2 separate regions of the Homo sapiens genome follow, and region 1 is linked to region 2. Evidence: read pairs that join two places in POLR2A ChIA-PET (ENCODE). Cell type or tissue: K562. All regions are shown on one strand. Links, peaks and the distances in the headings refer to the core of each region. The heading gives the core; the rest is flanking DNA.

Region 1 (10,182 bases), core at 4,765-7,264, 100 kb after region 2:
AGAAAAAATACTCATCCACATCTATTGATGTGTGATAGTGAAGGAGCTAAAAACCGTAGCATGCAAATCAATGTAACCTAGAATAGGGAAGACACAAGTATTATCCCCTCATGTTTGAAGGCTGTCACTTAGAGGAGAAAAGAGGGTTACTATGTGTAATCCTGTTGGGCCAAGGTAACAAAAATATGCAGAGTGGATTGTATTTTTTCTTATTTAAGAAAACTTGATGGCCATGGGTGAAAATGAGTAGAATGGCAAGAGGCCTGGAATTTTGACCTTAAGACAAGTCATTTAACTTGTCTGATTTAGAATTTTCTCATCTGCAGGATAGAGATTTATTCATTCAGCCTTTCTGCAAATGTTTATGGAAGCCTTACTATGTGCTAAGCACTATGCTTTCTGCAGAGTGAACAAGGCAATCAGTCTCATTTTGTGTCCTTACAGAATTTGAAAACTGGAAGCCAGACAAATAAATAAGTAATTATAACACACAGTTGAACTCAAAGGTCTTAGACTTTCCTTCCAACTCTTCCACCTCTGTCTGGCATATTTTAGAGGGACTGACTTTGCTCTGTGTGGTTCCTTTTATCTCTCATTTTGTGATCCTTTGAATGTCTATAGAGGGTTAGAGAAAATGAGATTAATGTGGTCCTTCATTTAAACTTTATTTAATAAGTAATACGTTTTTCCTTTGGGGAAGAGAACTTAAACTAGTAGAAATATCAATTGACTAAGGAGACAGGACATGGAAATTCTTTTCCTGGCTCTGATGTCTATCATTAAATAAATTACTTTACTTTTTGCAGTCTTAAGTTTCTAGGCCAGGAAATAATTTTAAATAAAAATAAATGTATAAGAAGAATATGAATACATACTAAAGCAGTAATGCGAGTCTATGGAAGAAGAATGTTATATAATTTGTGTTTTAAACTATTTCATATCCTAAAATTCAAAGAGATTTGATCACTTTATATAAGTAGGCCCTTTGATTTTATAGGATATAAATTTGCTTTTTTGATTTATTCCTGGTATTCTCATCATAGAAGTCACATGTTGGTCTTTGATATGTTTCAGAAGAATAAAATCATTTTGAATTTCAGAAGATATAGATCTTTTGATGGACCTTCCTGAACTTCATAGGCCATAGCTGTGCTGTCGTTTTTTTTTTTTTAAGCCGTTCATTTCTCCTAGTCTTTGTTGCTATACTTTGGTCTGGAAAGTTCTTGTCCCTTTTTGTAGCTTCCTTTTTGGTTAACATTGTTCTCATCATGTGTTCATTTCCGGCGTAACTTCTAAAGAGAGTGTTAATGTACCATTGGATTCCACATTGACTTCAAAGTTTTTATTTACTGACCTTTCACTGGGAGAGAAACTGGTGTAGGTACAGTTTTAAGATAAACTTGGGCAGGTTAAGATTCTCCTTAATTTCTAGCTAAGTTCCTTGAAAAACTAAGCTTTTCATGGACCTAAGAATAAAAGCTACTTGAGAGTTTCTAAAATCTATTATACTCCCTGAAGACAGAAACATACTTAAGTGAAAAACTTGCCATTTTAAAATATATCCACTAGGTAAGGAAATCTAGTAATATAGCAGTACCAACTTATTTCTTGCATTAATATTTTCATCTAATCATTTGTACATTCAGCAAACTTGGACCACACACAGTCCCAGAAATTGAGGTGTGGGGGTAAAGTACAGGTTAATTTTGCAGTAGGATAAATGCCTGTATGTATGGCTATCCATCTTTATACCTTGAAATATGTTAACATAAAAAAGTTTTAATTAAATTACAGTAATAAAAACCCAAAGAGCGTGAAACTCCCTCCCTTTTTTCAGGTGAAAAATGGAGCAAGCCTGAAAAGCAGTGAGATCAGGAGGACAGCTGATGTTTGACCATGTTCGTTATGGTTCTGCATTGTACTTTGTTGAAGACTTCTGGGTGTGAAAAATCTTTTACACCCCTAAAGACTTTTTTTGCAAGACTTTATTGACCGCCTTCCCCTCCACCCCTAATTCTAATGCTCCAGATATAATCGAACATTTCTCCTTTGCAGCCTCCCTCCCTCCACTCTCATGGAATCCTGTCATGGGCCTATGACTTTGCGTTTTACTTTTGTGAGGGCAGGGCCCCAGCACCAGTGTGTCTACCCCAGGATCTCTCAAAGTGTGATTTGAGTATCATTTGCATTAGAATCATGAGTATGATTTGGGTAGGGATGACTGGACCCTTCCCCAGACCTGTTGAAATCAGAATCTCTGGGATTTTTAAACAAGCTTTCCTATTGATTTGAGTGCATACGAAGTTTGAGAAACAATGGTTTAGCCCATAGGAGGTTCTTTTTTTTTTTTTGAGACGGAGTCTCACTCTGTCACCCAGGCTGGAGTGCAGTGGCGTGATCTCAGCTCACTGCAACCTCCGCCTCCTGGGTTCAAGTGATTCTCCTGCCTCAGCCTCCTGAGTAGCTGGGACTACAGGCATGTGCCACCACGCCTGGCTAATTTTTGTATTTTTAGTAGAGACGGGGTTTCACCATATTGGCCAGGCTGGTCTCAAACTCCGGACCTCAGGTGATCTGCCGGCCTCAGCCTCCCAAACTGCTGGGATTATAGGCGTGAGCCACCATGCCCAGCCAGGATGTTCTTAGTGAATGAGTCAACCCATACTTGAGTTTTCTCTAGTTTATATAGGCACATTTCCTTTAACTATTTCTTCTATATATGTTCAATATGTTAGCCATTGGGGTATCAATCTGCTGAAACATCTCCAGGTTTCCATGTTTTCTTTACATTCTGGAAATGTCAATGATGTTCTAACAGGGTCTACCTGGTGGCTAGTATAAAGAAAGGAAGGAGTTAGCCCGAATTCTTTACCTACATTCCAGCTTCCTTTTTAATACATCCTAATATCATGCCTAATTTTTATTTTATACTTGGTAAACATAGTTGGTGTTTGAGTTTTGAGATCTCCTTTACCTCCCTCACTTTATTTGCTGCTGGGTCATCTTTCACCAAGATGACTATAGTGACCTTCTAACCAGTTTTCCTGCTTTCATTCTGACTTTTTCTAAATCTTGTCTCAACTGCAGCAAGCGTGATCTTATTAAAATTCAGATTGACCCCTGATAGTCTTCTCTTTACAATTCTTCAGTGTCTTCCCACTTCTTTTGGAATGAAGACCAGCATCCTTAATGACCCTGCCCACCTCCTCAGTTTCAACTCTGGCCTTCTTGCCACTTTCTCCCTTACACACTGTTCCAGCCACACTGGCTTTCTTCTGTTCCTCAGATGCACCACTTTCTGCTCACCCACCTTAGAGCCTTTGCATATGCAGTTGCTTCCTCAGAGTATTGCCATCCCCAGCACGACCCCCAGCTCATTCTTCAGGCCACTAACGTAAATGTTACTTTCTCAAAAACACCCTCTCCATCCCGGCACACTGACTTAGGACCTATCAGATTCTCTCCACTGTAATGCTTGAACTGCCATCCCAACACCCACCATTAGGTTTCCTACTTTCACCATCTTTTCTAGGAATCCAAGGTTGGAGTCATCTGTAGATACAGTTAACATGTTCCCTATTTAGCAAACCAATTATAATCTTGCAAGTTTCCGGGCACGTCTTTTTTTTTTTTTTTTTAATTTTTGACTATAGGACCTCTTAGAGCCTTTATTCTACTAATGTGAGAGAAAAGTATACAACATTTCCTAACTTACTTAACCATAATACCCTCTCTGCAGGACTGGGTTCCTCAGATATAAGGTACAATCCCCTGCTCTGGGCACTGCACTGTCAGTTTATTTGCACGGTTTATTTGCACATAATCTGTTTCAACTCCAATTAGATACTGCAATACAGTTCTGTCACTGACCACCCGGAATTAGCACAGACCTCACAAATTAAAGGCTCAGCCCTCTACAAGACTGCTCCCACTTCAGATGCCAGTGCAAGTTCAGGGGGTTCCCAGGCCACCTGCACAGTGACTGACTGGCTACAAATTTGAGGGTTCCTACCCCGCCTCAGGTTTGATAATTTGTTAGAACAACTCATAGAACTCAGGAAAATGCTATACATACAATTGCAGTTTTATTATAAACGATAAAAACCAGGAACAGCCAAATGAAGAGACTAGAAGGTAAGGTGTGGGAGGGCCATAAATGCAGCACTTCTGTGCCCTCTGTCTGTGGAATCAGGCTGCATCACCTTCCCATCAAATTGTTATGATCATCAATGAGGAAGCTCCTCTGAGCTTCAGTGTCCTGAGTTTTTACTGGGGCTTCATTATGTAGGTATGATGGATTGAATCATTGGCCATGCAACTGAACTTAATATCCAGCCTCCTTCCCCTTCCTGGAGGTCAGGCTGGCTCAAAGTCCCAACCCTCTAATCATGTGGTTGGTCTTTCTGTTGACCACCCCCCATTCTGAGGCTATTTAGTGGCCCACTATGACTCACCATTAGCATAAACTCAGGTGTGATCTTAGGGGCTCGTGAATAACAAAGATATTCATATCACTTGGGGAAATTCCAAGGGTTTTAGAAGCTCCCTGCCAGAGATCAGGGACAAAGACTAGACAAATTGTTATACAGTAGCCCAGGACATTGAATGGACATTTCCACAGCAAAAATGGAACCTGGATGAAAGGAGGATGAATGATGTGTGTAATTTCCCCCCACAGAATGAGGAAGCTTTGGCCTACTTGCCCTGTTCCCTCATTTCCAGTCAGCTACTTCCAACACTGACAGCATCCACCTGGGGAAGGGAGATTTCTGGTGATATCTTTTTGGGTGCTTCTGGGACCAAGCAGACGAGAAACTGACCAGCTCTGGACTGCTCAGCTTGTCTGCAGCCCTCTCAGAGCCGCAACTCAGAGTGGTGGGACGATGGGCAAGCACACTCAGTGACTCTGTGATCTCCACTATCTAACCCAGATATCCTTCTTAAATCTTGGCTAAAAATAGAAGGTGTTTCTTTCTTAAATGGATATAAAAGCAACCACAGAATTGATTTTATTTATTACCTTTAACTGAAAAAAAATGTCGTACTTACCATATACCACTTCCAGAAGGAAACTAGGATTCTAAAACCTAAGACATATGGGTTTGTATCAATTTCCAAAAGATTGAAAAATCACATTCTAACTAGGTATATATCAGTGTACCAAGGACTGTGCCTTACCCATATTTTTTCTATAAAGGAAGTAAATCATGTAGGGCTGAACCAAAAACTTTGCTGAAAATTGCTTCTCTTTTAAATCAGCAGACTTGTACCTCTGACACAGAGGATTGACTTAGTTTGAGTCTTGGTCTCCTTCTCCATCTTCATCAATAAAGATGTTTTTCTTGAGCCCCAGACCAGACAAAATAATAGACACACATGATGTGGTGGCTGGGAGGCATCCACACTCAGTGGGATAAGTAATAAATTAGGAGCACAAGAGCTTGGTCTTCTGTTTATAGTCCTGCCACTGATTTATTATATGGCCCCGAGCCAGCCTTTTCACAGTCTTGTGGGTCAGCCTCTTCAACACTATTTTGAGGGAAGATTAAACTGTCTTGACTATGTACAATTCAAATGTTAGAAAATATCAGTTGAACCAAAAGTGACATATCCTAATTCAGTAATTAGTACATCACTGCAATTTTTTCCCCCAGAAACTACAGGGAGGCTCCCCAAATGATCTCTTAGATAAAGAGAAGTCGTCTTATGGCCTCATAATGGATGGAAAACCTTTGGGAAAATGATGTTTCTCATCCATTGTTAGGCTAGGGAGTTTTAACTTGAGTAAAAGTTTCCTGATAATGCTAAAGGTTTCCAGGCAGCCCCTTTAGCCCGACTCTCCTGTGTGATCTTCATCTCTCAATAATGTCACCCACCAACATGCATCTGAGTGCCTTTCCCTTTCCTCTCCACTCCCATTATTAGATGCTGTCTGTGTGGGCCACCATCCTTGCAGGAGTTTTACAGGGTTAATAAATGAATAATACCTCTTCTTTCTTATGCCAAGAGGCAGGAAGATGGGGATTAAAATATCACATATATTGCTTCCAGATCACATTTATTATTATAGAGTGGACCCCTAAATTAGATGGACTTACTCACCTGGCCACAGCTGGAGTCCTGAAGGGCATGATGTCCTCTTACCACAGCAGACAGAAACCTGCTTCCTGAAGGCTGTGATGTCCTCTTATCACAGCAGACAGAAACCTGCTTCCTGAAGGCCATGATGTCCTCTTACCACAGCAGACAGAAATCTGCTTCCTGAAGGCCATCATGTCCTCTTATCATAGCAGACAGAAACCTGCTTCCTGAAGGCCAAGCTGAGCATGCCCGGGTCCTTCTTCTTAACTCAGCAGTCAGATACCTAATTTCCCCCATCTGTGAGGAGGGCTGGATAAGGGATGGGGAGAGAAGCTAGGAATATCACTCTAGGGAATTCCCCAGAAGCAGGAGTTCCAGATAATAGGAGTTTTCCACTTGTGTCTTACCTAGTAAGTCTAAATAACCTGATACAAATAGCTTATTGCAAATACTAAATGTATAGTTAAAAGATTAGCTTTGGAGGTAGTCACAAACATGTGCTTCTAAAAAGATAGAAAAGCCTGGAAAGAAGGTGAAAGGGAAAAGAATAAAGGAAGAGAAAATACACCAAGACAGTCCCTAAATCTTGTACAACATAAATAATTTGGTTGGGGTGAAAACGAAGAAATTCAAGCATGGATTTAAAGGAAGCTGATGAAAGTAATCTTTTTCACTTTGAGACTGTTCCTAGCACTACTCGGATCCACTCTTATGACTTTAATTTTATCAAATTGTTATCATTACCAAAATGGCTCAAGTAGAATTACTCTAAGAAATGCTGTCAGGGTTTTTTAGGAGGTTTTAGCAAAGGAGAGGACAGGTTTTGTTTTCAGGATACTGTAAAGTTCAAAGAGATGAGACTCTCCTAAAATATGAGGAAAGAGAAGCAGGCATTAGGAATGGGGAGTGGCATGAAAGAGAAGTCAGAGGGGACCCTGGTAGGACACTGTATGTGATAGAAGCTACAGAGTGGAGGAGACTGATGTAAGAAGCGACTTCTAAATAAATCCAAGCTGGGAGAAAATGTTAGTTCCAGAAACAGTAAGAAAAGACAGGTTGCTTTTCAGGTAACCCCCCAAAATAATCTGAACCTCTAAGCCAATAGGAGGTTCTTGGCCTTTTGAAGCAATCATAAAAGAGAGATGTAACTGGGGAATCACAAAAAGAGAGTTAGTAGTGGTTTAATATAATGCTAAATACCAGGGGAAATCACTGTAGAAAATGTTAAGTGCAGCATACATTGGATTCTCTGTGAGGCAAAAGTGTTCAGAACAGGACTGGGACTAGGGTAAGGTGAGAGAGGCATGTGCTTTGGGTACAGAATTTAAGGAAGTGCTGAAAAACCCTTTGTAATAAAGATTTTAAAAATATGTTAATATGATATTCTTTAAAAATCAAAATTAATGTAAAAAGTCCATGATGAACAAAATATAAAAGCTTAACTAGAGACAGGATTAGAATTCCTGATTTCTCCTTTTGTCTCGGGTTCTAATATGGCTTGGCACTGGTTCAGAGAAACATTCCAGTAAGATAGTTTATTTTATTTTATTATTATTATTATTATTTTTGAGATGGAGTCTCACTCACTCTGTTGCCCAGGCTGAAGTGCAGTGGTGCAATCTCAGCTCACTGCAGCCTCTGCCTCATGGGCTCAAACGATTTTCCTGCCTCAGCCTCCCAAGTGGCTGGGATTATAGGCGTGTGCCACCATGCCTGGCTAATTTTTGTATTTTTAGTAGAGACGGGATTTCATCATGTTGGTCAGGCTGCTGTCGAACTCCGGACCTTAGGTGGTCCGCCCACCTCGGCCTCCCAAAGTGCTGGGATTATAGGCGTGAGCCACCACATCCAGTCAAGAGTTTATTTAATTAGACATCTTCCCCTGAAGCTCTCAGTGCTTCAAGTAGCCCAGCCCAGCATTTGTCTTGTTTCAAGGATGGTGAGATTGACCTTCCTTTCCTGTCTGAGATTGCAGGAGAATATATAGAGAATCCTGGTAGCCCCATGTTGAAAATAGAACTGATAGAGAAAGAGGGAGGTCAACTATGACAAGAAGCATTCTTTCCATCCACCACTACCAGCTTTCATGTCTGAAATCATCAGCTCAGCTGAGCCCTGTTTATGCACTTGTTTTTCAAGTAAGAGTTCTTGGTGAGCAGTGTTTCACCAAGATTAATTTGTGAAGAAAAGAGCCAAGCTTGGAGCAGATGTTACTAGCAGGTAGTCTAGTAGATGATGGTGCCTCTTTTTCATGACACTAATTTAACCTACCAGCATAAATAATTTTTTAAGGTAAGAAAGTAGAACTGGTGAAAGGGCTTTTCCTCCTTCCCGTAATAGATGGTATATCCATTGCTAGCAGAGAAAAGTGATTAAGTAAGATCAGCATATTCATCTCTTATTTTGCCCTCCTGTCTTTCTGTTGTCATAGGGTTTTTCCAACAGTGGCGTTATTGACATATTAGGCCAGATACCTCTTTGTTGTGGAGGGATGTCTTGTGCATTGTAGGATGGTTAGCAATGTTCCTTGCCTTCATCCTTAAGATATCAGTAGCTTACCCACCCATCCTACCAAAAATGTCTGCAGACATTACAAATATCCCCTGTTGGGACAACAATCTCCCTTGGTTGAGAATCGCTGTGCTACCAAAGGTCAAGGCCTACAATGATGTCTTCTTTTCTTCATCTAGCTTTTTCTCACTTCTTTATAAATTAATTAATGTCTTCTGCTGAAATAGATGTTGATTATTTCATACCACATACTTTTTTTTTGTTTTGTTTTTTGAGACAGAGTCTCGCTCTGTCACCTAGGCTGGAGTGCAATGGCACATTCTTGGCTCACTGCAACCTCCGTCTCCTGGGTTCAAGCAATTCTCCTGCCTCAGCCTCCCAAACAGCTGAGATTACAGGCTCCTGCCACCACACCCAACTAATTTTTAGTATTTTTAGTAGAGACAAAGTTTTGCCATGTTGGCCAGGCTGGTCTTGAACTCCTGATCTAATGATCCACCCGCCTCGGCCTCCCAAAGTGCTGGGATTACAGGCGTGAGCCACCGCGCCCAGCCACCACATAATGTTTTATAATCTAAGACCTCTGCATCTTACGTAAATTTAAGTGAAAGTAGTAGGTTATAAAAATAGGACCTTCACCAACCATCATTTGATATCAAGTATATCAAATGCTTTCAGTAGCAACTAACAGAATATACAATTCAAACTGATTTTTACAATAAGGGGGATTATTCTTAATCACCTGAGCTTTAAGCATCAGTAGATCTGGTAGCTCAAATTTTTTGAACTATGTTTTTTGGATTAAATGCTTCAAATAGCATTTTCTCCCCCAAACCACCTGCTCCTTCTAATTGATGGATTTCTCACATGAGTCACAGGCTTGAAACATCATGAGCATCTTTAACAGTCCCTTTGCATGCCCCCAACGTCTGTCAGTTGCCAGATCATCTGCATTTTGTCCCCATGCTATCTCCTTCTCTTTCTTTCTTCCTGTTTCCAAGACCACCACCTAATCAAGTCAAACTGGTGCAGTAACTTATCAACTAGTTCCCTCCCCTTCCAGCTTTTCTTGCTAATTAATCTTTTCAAAGCGTACATTGCAGCTGGGCATGGTAGCTCATGCCTGTAATTCCAGCACTTTGGGAGGCCAGGGCGGGAGGATAGCTTAAGGAAAGGAGTTCAACACCAGCCTTGCACAACATAGCAAGACCCCTGGGTCTCTGCAAAAAAAAAAAAAAAAAAAAAAAAAAAATTTTAATCAGCCAGGTGTGGTGGCATGCACCTGTAACCTTTGATACCCAGGAGGCTGAGGTGGGAGGATCACTTGAGCCCAGGGGGTTGAGGCTGCAATGAGCCATGATTGTACTACTGTACTCCAGGCTGGGTGACAGAGTAAAACCTTGTCTCCAAAATTTAAAAAAAAAAATTTTTTTTTTAAGTTTACTTTGCTACTCTGCTTCAAACTCTGGTTGTTCCTATATCTTTTTTTATTTTTTTTGAGATGGAGTCTCATACCGTTGCCCAAGCTGGAGTGCAATGGTTCAATCTTGGCTCACTGCAACCTCCGCCTCCTGGGTTCAGGTGATTCTC
Region 2 (10,182 bases), core at 3,376-5,875:
TTTCTGGCAATTTTTAGAAAAAGGAAAGTTGTAAAACTGTTTACATTTTCTCCAATAAGAAATTCTCTCTTGCATAAAGAAAGAAAAAAAACACAGGCCGGGCACAGCAGCTCACACCTGTAATCCCAGCACTTTGGGAGGCCAAGATGGAAGGATAACTTGAGCTCAGAAATTTGAGACCAGCCTGGGCAGCATAGCGAGCCCCTGTCTCTGCTAAAAATAAAAAAATAGCTGAGTGTAGTGGTGCACACCTGTAGTCCCAGCTACTCAAGAGGCTGAGCCAGAAGGATCACTTGAGCCCAGGTGTTAAGGCTTGCAGTGAGCTATGATCGTGCCACTGCACTCCAGCCTGGGTAACACAGTAAGACCTTGTCTTAAAAAAAGAAGAAAGGGGGCCAGGCACGGTGGCTCATGCCTGTAATCCCAGCACTTTGGGAGGCCAAGGCGGGCAGATTACCTGAGGTCAGGAGTTCGAGATCAGCCTGACCAACATGGTGAAACCCTGTCTTTACTAAAAATACAAAAATTAGCTGGGCATGGTGGTGGATGCCTGTAATCCCAGCTACTTGGGAGGCTGAGGCAGGAGAATTGCTTGAGCCCAGGAGGCGGAGTTTGCAATGAGCTGAGATCACGCCATTGCACTCCAGCCTGGGCGACAAGAGTGAGACTCTGTCTAAAAAAAAAAAAAAAGGAAGGGAGGAAGTAGGGGGGGCAGGAAGAAAGGAGAGAGAAAATGGAATATTGTCAAATTGTGAGAGAGACAATAACTTGCTTAAAACTTGTTTGATTAGTAGTTGAAGCATTAAGTAATCATGATGCAAATCTTCTAATCGAAAACAGACTTGTGCTTTGAGTAGTATGCTTTTAAAAGAAGTTAGAATTGAATTATTTAATGCAGAAAAAAGATCTCATATTTCTCATTAAAATATTTCAGCAGTTAGTTTATATGAGGTTGACAACTCTTTTTGCTTCAGCAAACAAAAATGAAATGGCTCAATTAGCAAAATCATTAAGGAAAGACTTTTGTGGAGGAAAATATGCTTTATCAGAAGCAATGCAAAGAAGAGTGAATATTGTTGGGAACTATTCCATCACGAAGTCAGAAACATCTAAAATCTGAATTAGCGAAAATAACATAGACTTCAAGGAAAAAAATCAAAACCAGTGAAAGAAGACAATTATTTTCATCATTAAGAAAAGTGAATGAGTTTATAATAACCAACACGTACCCTAATGCTCAATTCGAAGAAGCTTGTAGACACATTCTTAGTAATAATAAATTAACATTAACAGAGGATGAAAAAACATTCTACACCTGGAATATTTGTCAGGAAACAAGGACCAAGACATTCAGGGCAATTCATGCTTTATGTGTTTTTCAATTTCATTTTAAGAATAACTTTTGGCCGGGCGCAATGGCCCACGCCTGTAATCCCAGCTCTTTGAGAAGCCAAGGCGGGCAGATCATGAGTTCAGGAGTTTGAGACCAGCCTGGGCAGCATGGTGAAACCCTGTCTCTACTAAAAATACAAAAATTAGCCGGGCGCAGTGGCATGAGCCTGTAATCTCAGCTATTCGGGAGGCTGAGGTAGGAGAATTGCTTGAACCTGGGAGGCGGAGGTTGCAGTAAGCCGAGATTGCACCACTGCACTCCAACCTGGGTGACAGAGCAAGACTCCGTCTCCAAAAAAGAATAACTTTTAAAATGTAAATGTTTGCAGTATTATCTTTCAATTGTTTGAATCATTTTATTTGGCATTATTGTGTGTTAATGTTCCCTTCTTTTAATATATTCTATTGTCTAACTCAGGTAGAAATTATTTTTATGGGTCATTGAAATGTAGTGTAATCTTGTCTCAATATATATGTCCATAATAATAATAAACCATATAACCCATGCATTTATTATCACTGTCTGGGGGGATTTCTTGTTTGTTTTGGTTGCAGAAAGCTTTAGAAACTTTTTGTATAATCCCATCACAGAAAAATGGTCCGCTATTTACTAGTGTAGTCAGTCATTGTTTTTAAAAACATACCAAGAAGATGTTATGGGGAAATGTAGATAACTTATGATTTTGAGGATCACCAAGAATTCTCAAGAATTCTAGTTTTTTGTTCCAGAATCCTGCAGATTAATAACTCTTAGAAATTATCAAACACTAGTACAGTGCCTGGGATAGAGTAGACATCAGCATATATTTAGAATGAATGGGTATTATTTTGTTTAATAGTCACAGCAATCCTGTCAAGAAGATGCAAATGTGCCCATTTTACTCATTAGAAATACCTGGATCTCCTTTGAGGTTCCTGTGAGACAACACCTTTAGGAGTCTTAAAAGTTCTATTGTTTACTGAGATGGTCTATGAGGCACATCCTTGAGATTCTTAGACATACTACTAGGCCTGCCCTTAAATTTTTCTGACAAAGCATCTTATTCTGGATTTGATCTTAGGCCCTAGAGATATTTATTATTTGGGAATCTTTTAATGGAAAAGACCAGGGATAAGCAACAGTTTTATTTTATAACCCAATATTTGTACTTTTCCATTTTTGCTAAGAACTTGAACAATTTTTCTTTTTTCTTTCTTTTTTTCTTTTTTTTTTTTTTTTTTGAGACAGAGTCTCACCCTGTCGCCCAGGCTGGAGTGCAGTGGCGTGATCTCAGTTCACTGCAACCTCCGCCTCCCGGGTTCAAGTGATTCTACTGCCTCAGCCTCCCAAGTAGCTGGATTTACAGGCGTGCACCACCACACCCTGCTAATTTTTTATATTTTTAGTAGAGACAGGGTTTCACCACATTGGCCAGGCTGGTCTTGAACTCCTGATCTCGTGATCCTCCTGCCTCGGCCTCCCAAAGTGCTGGGATTAGAGGCATGAGCCACTGCACCGAGCCCACAATTTTTCTTTAGATCATCTCTCCTGTCTCATATTTTGTCATAGGCAACTGAAAAAAGCCAGTTGGCACCTTCTACATTCTGCTTGGACATCTCTCTAGCCAACCCCACAAGCTGTTAAGCACTCTTTCTGTTTTCCACGTTCCCATAGGCGACAGTGTCCTCACACTTTCTGTCGCTACATAAAGAGTCCTCTGTTTTCCAGCCCCTATAAATACTTTGCTCAGTCTTTCACACCCTCACCCATAGTCTCCTCCTGGCTTTTTCTGCTTCTCCCTGACACTCTGTCCCAAAGCCAGTGCCATATGGTTTGGGTATTCGTTATGATAGCACCCCACTTCCAAGTACCAAATTCTGCCCAAGTATCTATTATTACTGCACAATACTGTAGTGGCTTGAAACAACCATTTATCATGACTATCTTCAAACAGGGCACAGCAAGGGACAGCTCATTTCTGCTCCAGAATGCCTGAGGCCTCAGCTGCAAGACTGGAATAGCGGGGGGACCAGAACAACCAGGGGTTGGCTGGGCATCTGTTTCTCTTTCTCCCTCTGTCTGTCTGTCCCTCCCCACCCGCCTTTCCACAGTTTCTTCCTGCAGCCACCTTAGGCTTCCTTATTCGATGGCAGCCTCTGGGTAGTCAGACTCTCACAGGGAAGCTCGGGGCTCCAATCAATGTCCTAAGAGACAGGAAATGGAAGCTGCCAGTCTCTTAAAGCCAAGCTTGGAAACCAGTACAGTGCCACTCCCCGGATATTCTACTGGTCAAAGCAGTCAGACTCGAGGGGAGGAGACATAGGTCCCATTTCTCAATGGGAGCAGTGTCAAAGAAGGTATAGTTGTCTTTCACCTATTATTATTCACCTATTTTACTATGGTTATAATAATATGGTAAAATAATATGGTAAAGCTTTGTGATAACAAAGATTATAAAACTTTATTATTATTATTATTATTATTATTATTATTATTATTATTACTGAGAGGGAGTCTCACTTTGTTGCCCAGGGTGGAGTGCAGTGGCACGATCTCAGCTCACTGCAACCTCTGCTACCCAGGTTCAAGCGATTCTCCTGCCTCAGCCTCCCAAGTAGCTGGGATTACAGGCACCTGCCACTGTGCCTGACTAATTATTGTAGTTTTAGTAGAGACGGGGTTTCACCATCTTGGCCAGGCTGGTTTTGAATTTCTGACCTTGTGATCCACCCGCCTCAGCCTCCCAAAGTGCTGGGATTACAGAGGTGAGCCACCATGCCTAGCCAAAACATTATTATTATTATTATTATTATTATTATTATTATTATTGAGAGAGGGTCTTGCTATGTTGCCCAGGCTGATCTTGAACTCCTGGCCTCAAGCGATCCTCCAGCCTTGGGTTCCCTAAGTGCTGGGATTACAGGCATGAGCCACTGTGCCTGGCCAATTCAGATATTATTTAACTCCTGCCCAAACCCACTCTTAAAAGGGGGCATCCTCAAGTTCCTATCTTCTACACGGTGGTGTCTTGTGATCATTCTGAGACTCTCAGTTCCGCATATGAAGCACACCGTTTGAAAGAGTTGGTGTGCAGAATAGTTTTCATTCATCTCTCTAGGGTAATGCTTTGTCCCTTCCTCACCTGCTCTGTGTCCCAGGAGGCAGGTCTTTCCCTGTAGGCTTCCAGTTGATTTCAGCCACTGGATGACAACAGAAGTTCCATGGAGGAGGTAAGGGAGCGTGAGAGTGCTGGTTTTATTCCCCAGCTTCATCCCAGCTGAGTCATTGTGGTTTGGCTTTCTGGCTCTCCAGGCAGCATTCTCCATTTAGCTACACCATATTCTCTGTCAATTAGTTCAGGCCTAGACCAATAATATCTTCCTGGTTCTTGCTAACTTCAGGATACTGCACCATTCTTTGTGAGGTTCCCTTAAACCTGATTCTTTATTAAATTCCTCTAAATTATTCTATTTGGGTCTTCTGTTCACCGACAGAGACGGATACAGACGGTCTACTTCTGATATAACTAACACTTTAAAACTCTCCCTACTTTTTTTTTTTTTTTTTTTTTTTTTAAGTCAGGGTCTGGTTGTGTTGCCCAGGCTGGAGTGCAATGGTGCAATCTCAGCTCACTGCAGCTTCTGCCTCCCTGGTTCAAGCGATTCTCCCACCACAGCCTCCTGAGTAGCTGGGACCACAGGTGTGTGCCACCACATCAGGCTAATTTTTGTATTTTTTGTAGAGATGGGGTTATCGCCATATTGCCTAGGTTGGTCTCAGACTCCTGAGCTCAAGTGATCCACCCACCTCGGCCTCCCAAAGTGCTGAGATTACAGGCATAATCAGCCTTTTTCTTATCAGAATTGTGTATTAATGTAGTTTTCCCATTTTTTAAATCAGGCTTTTGATCCTTTGTCCTTCCATTTATTTAGAGTTCTTTACATATTAAGAATATTATACTTTTATCTGTAATACAGCTCACTGCTTATTGTGTTTTATTTTTCTTTTTGTGGGAAACAGGGTCTCATTCTGTTGTCCAGACTGGAGTGCAGTGGCACAATCACAGTTCACTGCAAACTCAACCTCCTGGGCTCAAGCAATCCTCCCACCTCAGCCACCCCAGTAGCTGGGACTAAAGGCACGCACTGCCATGCCCAGCTGATTTTTTTTCATTTTTAAATTTTGAGATAGAGTCTTACTCTGTCACCCAGGCTGGAGTGCAGTGGTGAGATCTCGGTTCACTGCAACCTCCGCCTCCCGGATTCAAGCAATTCTCCTGCCTCAGCTGGGATTACAGTAGCTGGGATTACAGGCACCTGCCACAACGCCCAGCTAATGTTTTGTATTTTTAGTAGAGATGAGGTTTCACCATGTTGGCCAGGCTGGTCTCGAACTCCTGACCTCAAGTGATCTGCCTGCCTTGGCCTCCCAAAGTGCTGGGGTTACAGGCATGAGCCACCATGCCTGGCTTGTGCTCATTGTTTTTTGACTTTGTTTACAGTGGGGTATTTAGCCATGCCCCCAAAAAATTATTTTTATTTTTAATGTAGTCAAATTTATTAACATTTTCTTTTATTGCCTCTAGATTTTGAGGCTTTCTCTATATCAAGGTTAAAGAAGAATTCACCCATGTTTTCTTCTAGCACTTGTGTGATTTTGTATTTTACATTTAGATTCCTACTTTGAATTTATTCTTCAATATGGTGTGACGTATGAATTTAATTTTATCTTTTTCCAAATGTACCATCTGTCCCAGAACCGTTTATTTAAAAGCTTATCTTTGTAGAACTTGAGGATAACTGGTAGATTTTAAAAAATAATAACAAAAGTTTATCTTTGACCCAATGGTTTGAGATGCCAGTTCTTCATATAGTCAATTACCATATGTGTTTCTTTCTATTTCTGGACTTTTTATTCTGCTGCATTAGTCTACTTGTCTAGTCATGGGACAGTACCACTGTGTGTTAATTATAAAAGGCTTTATAGTGTGTTTTAATATCTGTTAGTCTACTTCAAAGTTTTGTGTGTTTTTAAATGTTTCCCTGGCTATTTTTACATGTTTCTCCATATAAACTTTAGTATCAACTTGTATGGCTTCATTTAAAAAGCTAGCTGCTATTTTTATTGGGATTATGATCGTTAATAAATTGACTTGGACAACTGACATCTTTGTGCTGCTTAGTCATCCTATCCAAGAACAGGAAATGTTTTAATTATTAGGGGCTTTATAGAATATTTTAATATGTGGCAGGCTACTCCCTGCTAAAAGTTTTTCTTTTTTATTGGTTTCTCGACTATTCTTGCTTATTTTTAAAATATAAACTTTAGTATTAATTTGTTTGGCTCCATAGGAAAGTTTGGTGGTATTTTCATTGGAATTGTGATAAATCGACTTAGGAAGAAGTAACAAGGCCCCCAGATCTGATCACTTCAAAATAGATATTTTGAATGTAAACACACACACACACACGCACACACACACACACGCACACCAGAACCTAAAAATTCATTCCAGATGTGGAAAGGATCAATGTCATTCAATTTAGCAAATATTTATGTATTACCTGCTATTTGCAAATTACTATAATAAAATATAACATGAGTCACTGTCTCTGTTCTCAAGAAGATAAGCACCTGAAGGGGGCGATAAGCACTTACTGATTATAGTGAGCCTGCACAGCATTTAGTGCAGTGTCTTTTGGGGTGAGCATCTCTCTACGCCACATAAATCTACAGCCCAAATATCTATGTGCAGCACTTGGATATATCCACAGCAATCCATGGCAAAAATGCAATTTGCTTTTTCTTGCATCTGCTGCATGTTATTATAACTTCTTATTCTCTAGGGCTCTTAATCACGTCTAACATTGATCCTCACTCCCAAAATGTTCTCTCTCATAGGAGAAGAAAAGATTAAGATGAGACCATTCATTTATTCTATAAATATTCCTTGAGTACCTTCCGTATGTGAAGAATTGCTCTTGGAGCTGAACTCTTAGTGGATTACAAGAAAGACCACATCCCTGCTTGAGGAGATTCCATTCTAGAGACAGAGACAGTTCAGGCAGAAACAAACAAGTTGAACGATACAACATAATTGCAGGGTGAGGAGGTCTGTATGGAAGAAGAAGGCAGGGAAAGGAGATGAAGGGCAAGGTGCCCTTTTGGATAGGACAGTGAGGGAAAGCCTTGCTGGGGAGAAAGAATTCGGGCAGACTTGAATGATGTGAATGGGGGAATCACATGAAGGTCCTTGGAGAAGACCCTGCCATGCACAAGGAGCATCTGCAGAGCCCGGGGGCCACACAGCCAGAAGAGAAAGCAAGGGAGAGACAGGGAGAAAAAGGGCTTCAGGTGCACAGTGCCTAGAGCAAGTAGGTACTCCAGGTTCCCCAAAAGGAGTTTGGATTTTGTTCTGCGAGAAAGGATGCTTTTTTGCAGGGGTATGACACGTGTGATCTTTAAATTTGGCTGCCATGGAGAAAATGGACTGTAGTGAGGGGGAAAGGGGGAGGCTGGTCAGAAGTCACTGTGCTGATCATGTGACAGATGACAGGGGCTTGGACCAGGGGACCACAGAGGACAAAAAAAGAAGCAAAGTGGAAGAATGTGGGAATTTTTTTGGAAGACAAACTAACAGGACTTACAGATGGACTGAATTTGGGAGTGGAGGGAGAGGAAGAGCCCAGGGTGGCTCTCTAGTTTTTGGTTTGAGTAACTGGGCGAATACCAGTACCATGTATTAAAAAGAGGTGACTATTGGAGAAGGAGCAGGTTTGGGGCAAAACCATAGAGATCTATTTTAGACACATTATTCAAGATACTTGGTTACTTCCCACTAAGTTTTAATAACCTAGCATAAGTTATATTGTCCTTTTCTATTCTTCTTTCATCCCCAATTAGAGTTGTTCCCAGGACAGTGTTTAACCTAAATGTGAAAGAAGATATGGCAAATCATCATTTGATCATTTCTGAAGGTCTCAAGCATTATCCTTCTATAAAAAGGATTAAATAAGGCCGGGTGAGGTGTCTCACGCCTGTAATCCCAGCACTTTGGGAGGCCAAGGCGGGCAGATCACCTGAGGTTGGGAGTTTGAGACCAGCTTGACCAACATGGAGAAACCCCGACTCTACTAAAAATACAAAATTAGCCAGGCATGGTGATGCACGCCTGTAAGCTACTCGGGAGGCCGAGGCAGGAGAATCGCTTGAACCCGGGAGGCGGAGGTTGCAGTGAGTCGAGACCATGCCATTGCACTCCAGCCTGGGCAACAAGAGCGAAACTCTGTCTCAAACAAACAAACAAAAAGGATTAAATAGTCTGGGTGGAGTGGCTCACGCCTGTAATCCCAGCACTTTGGGAGGCCAAAGTAGGCAGATTGCTTTGAGTTCAGGAGTTCGAGCCTGGTCAACATAGTGAAACCCCATTTACACACACACAGACAAACACACAAATCAGCCAAGCATGGTGGCTCACACCTGTAGTCCCAGCTACTTGGGAGGCTGAGGCTAGAGAATTGCTTGAGTCTGGGAAGCAAAGGTTGCAGTGAGCTGTGATCACGCCACTGCACTCCAGCCTGGATGACAGAGCGAGACCCTGTCTCAAAAGAAAAAGGGGGGAGGGATTAAATAAATATTGTCATTGATAGCAAAAGCTGTTTGGATCTAGTTGATGATATAATCTAGATACATGTCCTTGCCCAAACCTCATGTTGAAATGTAATCCCCAGTGTTGGAGATGGGTCCTGATGGGAGGTGTTAAGGTCATGGGGGCAGATTTCTCATGGCTTGGACCTGTCCTGGAGATAGTGAGTGAGTTCTCATGAGATCTGGTAATTTAAAAGTGTGTGGTACCCCCACCTTCACTCTCTCTCTCTTGCTCTTGCTTTTGCCGTGTGAAGTGCCAGCTCCCACTTCACCTTCCACCATGAATAAAAGCTCCCTGAGGATTCACCAGAAGCCAAGCAGATGCCAGCACCATGCCTCCTGTATAGCCTGCAGGAATATGAGCCAATTAAATCTCTTTCCTTTATAAATTACCCAGTCTCAGGTATTTCTTTATAGCAATGCAAGAATGGCCTAATACAGCTGATTTCAACTATAGTCAAGGAGGGGAAAAAAGTAAGTGGAGGTTAAACAAAGTTGTTTGCCGTTTTTCACATAATCAGGAGCAGAGATAAAGTTATAACTTGCAAGTGGCTCTATTCAGGCTGATGGTGCACGATCACAGTGCTTTGGTTACCTGGTGGGCCTCATGGGCTGAGGCCTCAAAGGCATAACCAGGCCCTATTGTGATCTCTGCATTGGAAACATGGGACCTTTTTTCAGCATCTGCCATCCACAAGACACTGTGCCCAGGACTTTCACCATGTCTCATAAGGTAGCCCTACTATTATTCCTAGGCAGCTCTTTATTCCCAGAGGGTTTGCCTTGACTTCTTAGATATAATGGATCATTTGAGTTTTGCTTGTGAAATTGTGAAAAGTCTTTAAGAGCAAACACATACCTCAATGAGACCATAAAGGGGTTAAGGCATGTGCAGTGCTTTGAGGTGTTCAGGTGAAAAGCTCTCAGTAGTATTAATTATTATTCTTTTAGTTAAAAGTAGCTCTTTTTTTATATATATACTTTAAGTTCTAGGGTACACGTGCACAACGTGCAGGTTTGTTACATATGTATACATGTGCCGTGTTTGATTGCTGCACCCATTAACTTGTCATTTACATTAGGTATTTCTCCTAATGCTATCTCTCCCCTATCCCCCCACCCCACGACAGGCCGGGGTATGTGATGTTCCCTGCCCTGTGTCC

What was found. ChIA-PET counts read pairs that join two places held together with the same protein. Peaks named below come from ENCODE experiments on the same cell type or tissue, not always from the same donor. Only the 100,000 strongest peaks of a DNase experiment are listed, where the experiment ranks them.
Region 1: POLR2A ChIA-PET joins it to region 2 with 5 read pairs; 3 of 35 experiments call an interaction of 5 or more read pairs at or near these places.

What each region holds. Positions count from the first base shown.
Region 1 is chr2:207,956,381-207,966,562 of GRCh38, reverse strand. All of the region lies in intron 3 of PLEKHM3 (pleckstrin homology domain containing M3), which reads left to right. Among named protein-coding and RNA genes, the nearest start is that of PLEKHM3, 64 kb to the left of the region's middle. In K562, for the core only: no CTCF peak of the experiment used is centred there; a DNase peak (open chromatin) is centred at 6,232.
Region 2 is chr2:208,059,123-208,069,304 of GRCh38, reverse strand. LOC105373854 (a long non-coding RNA gene) reads right to left here and starts at 4,602. Exons shown (of 4, transcript XR_923815.3): 1 at 4,515-4,602. RefSeq lists an enhancer at 4,526-4,575. In K562, for the core only: no CTCF peak of the experiment used is centred there; a DNase peak (open chromatin) is centred at 4,644.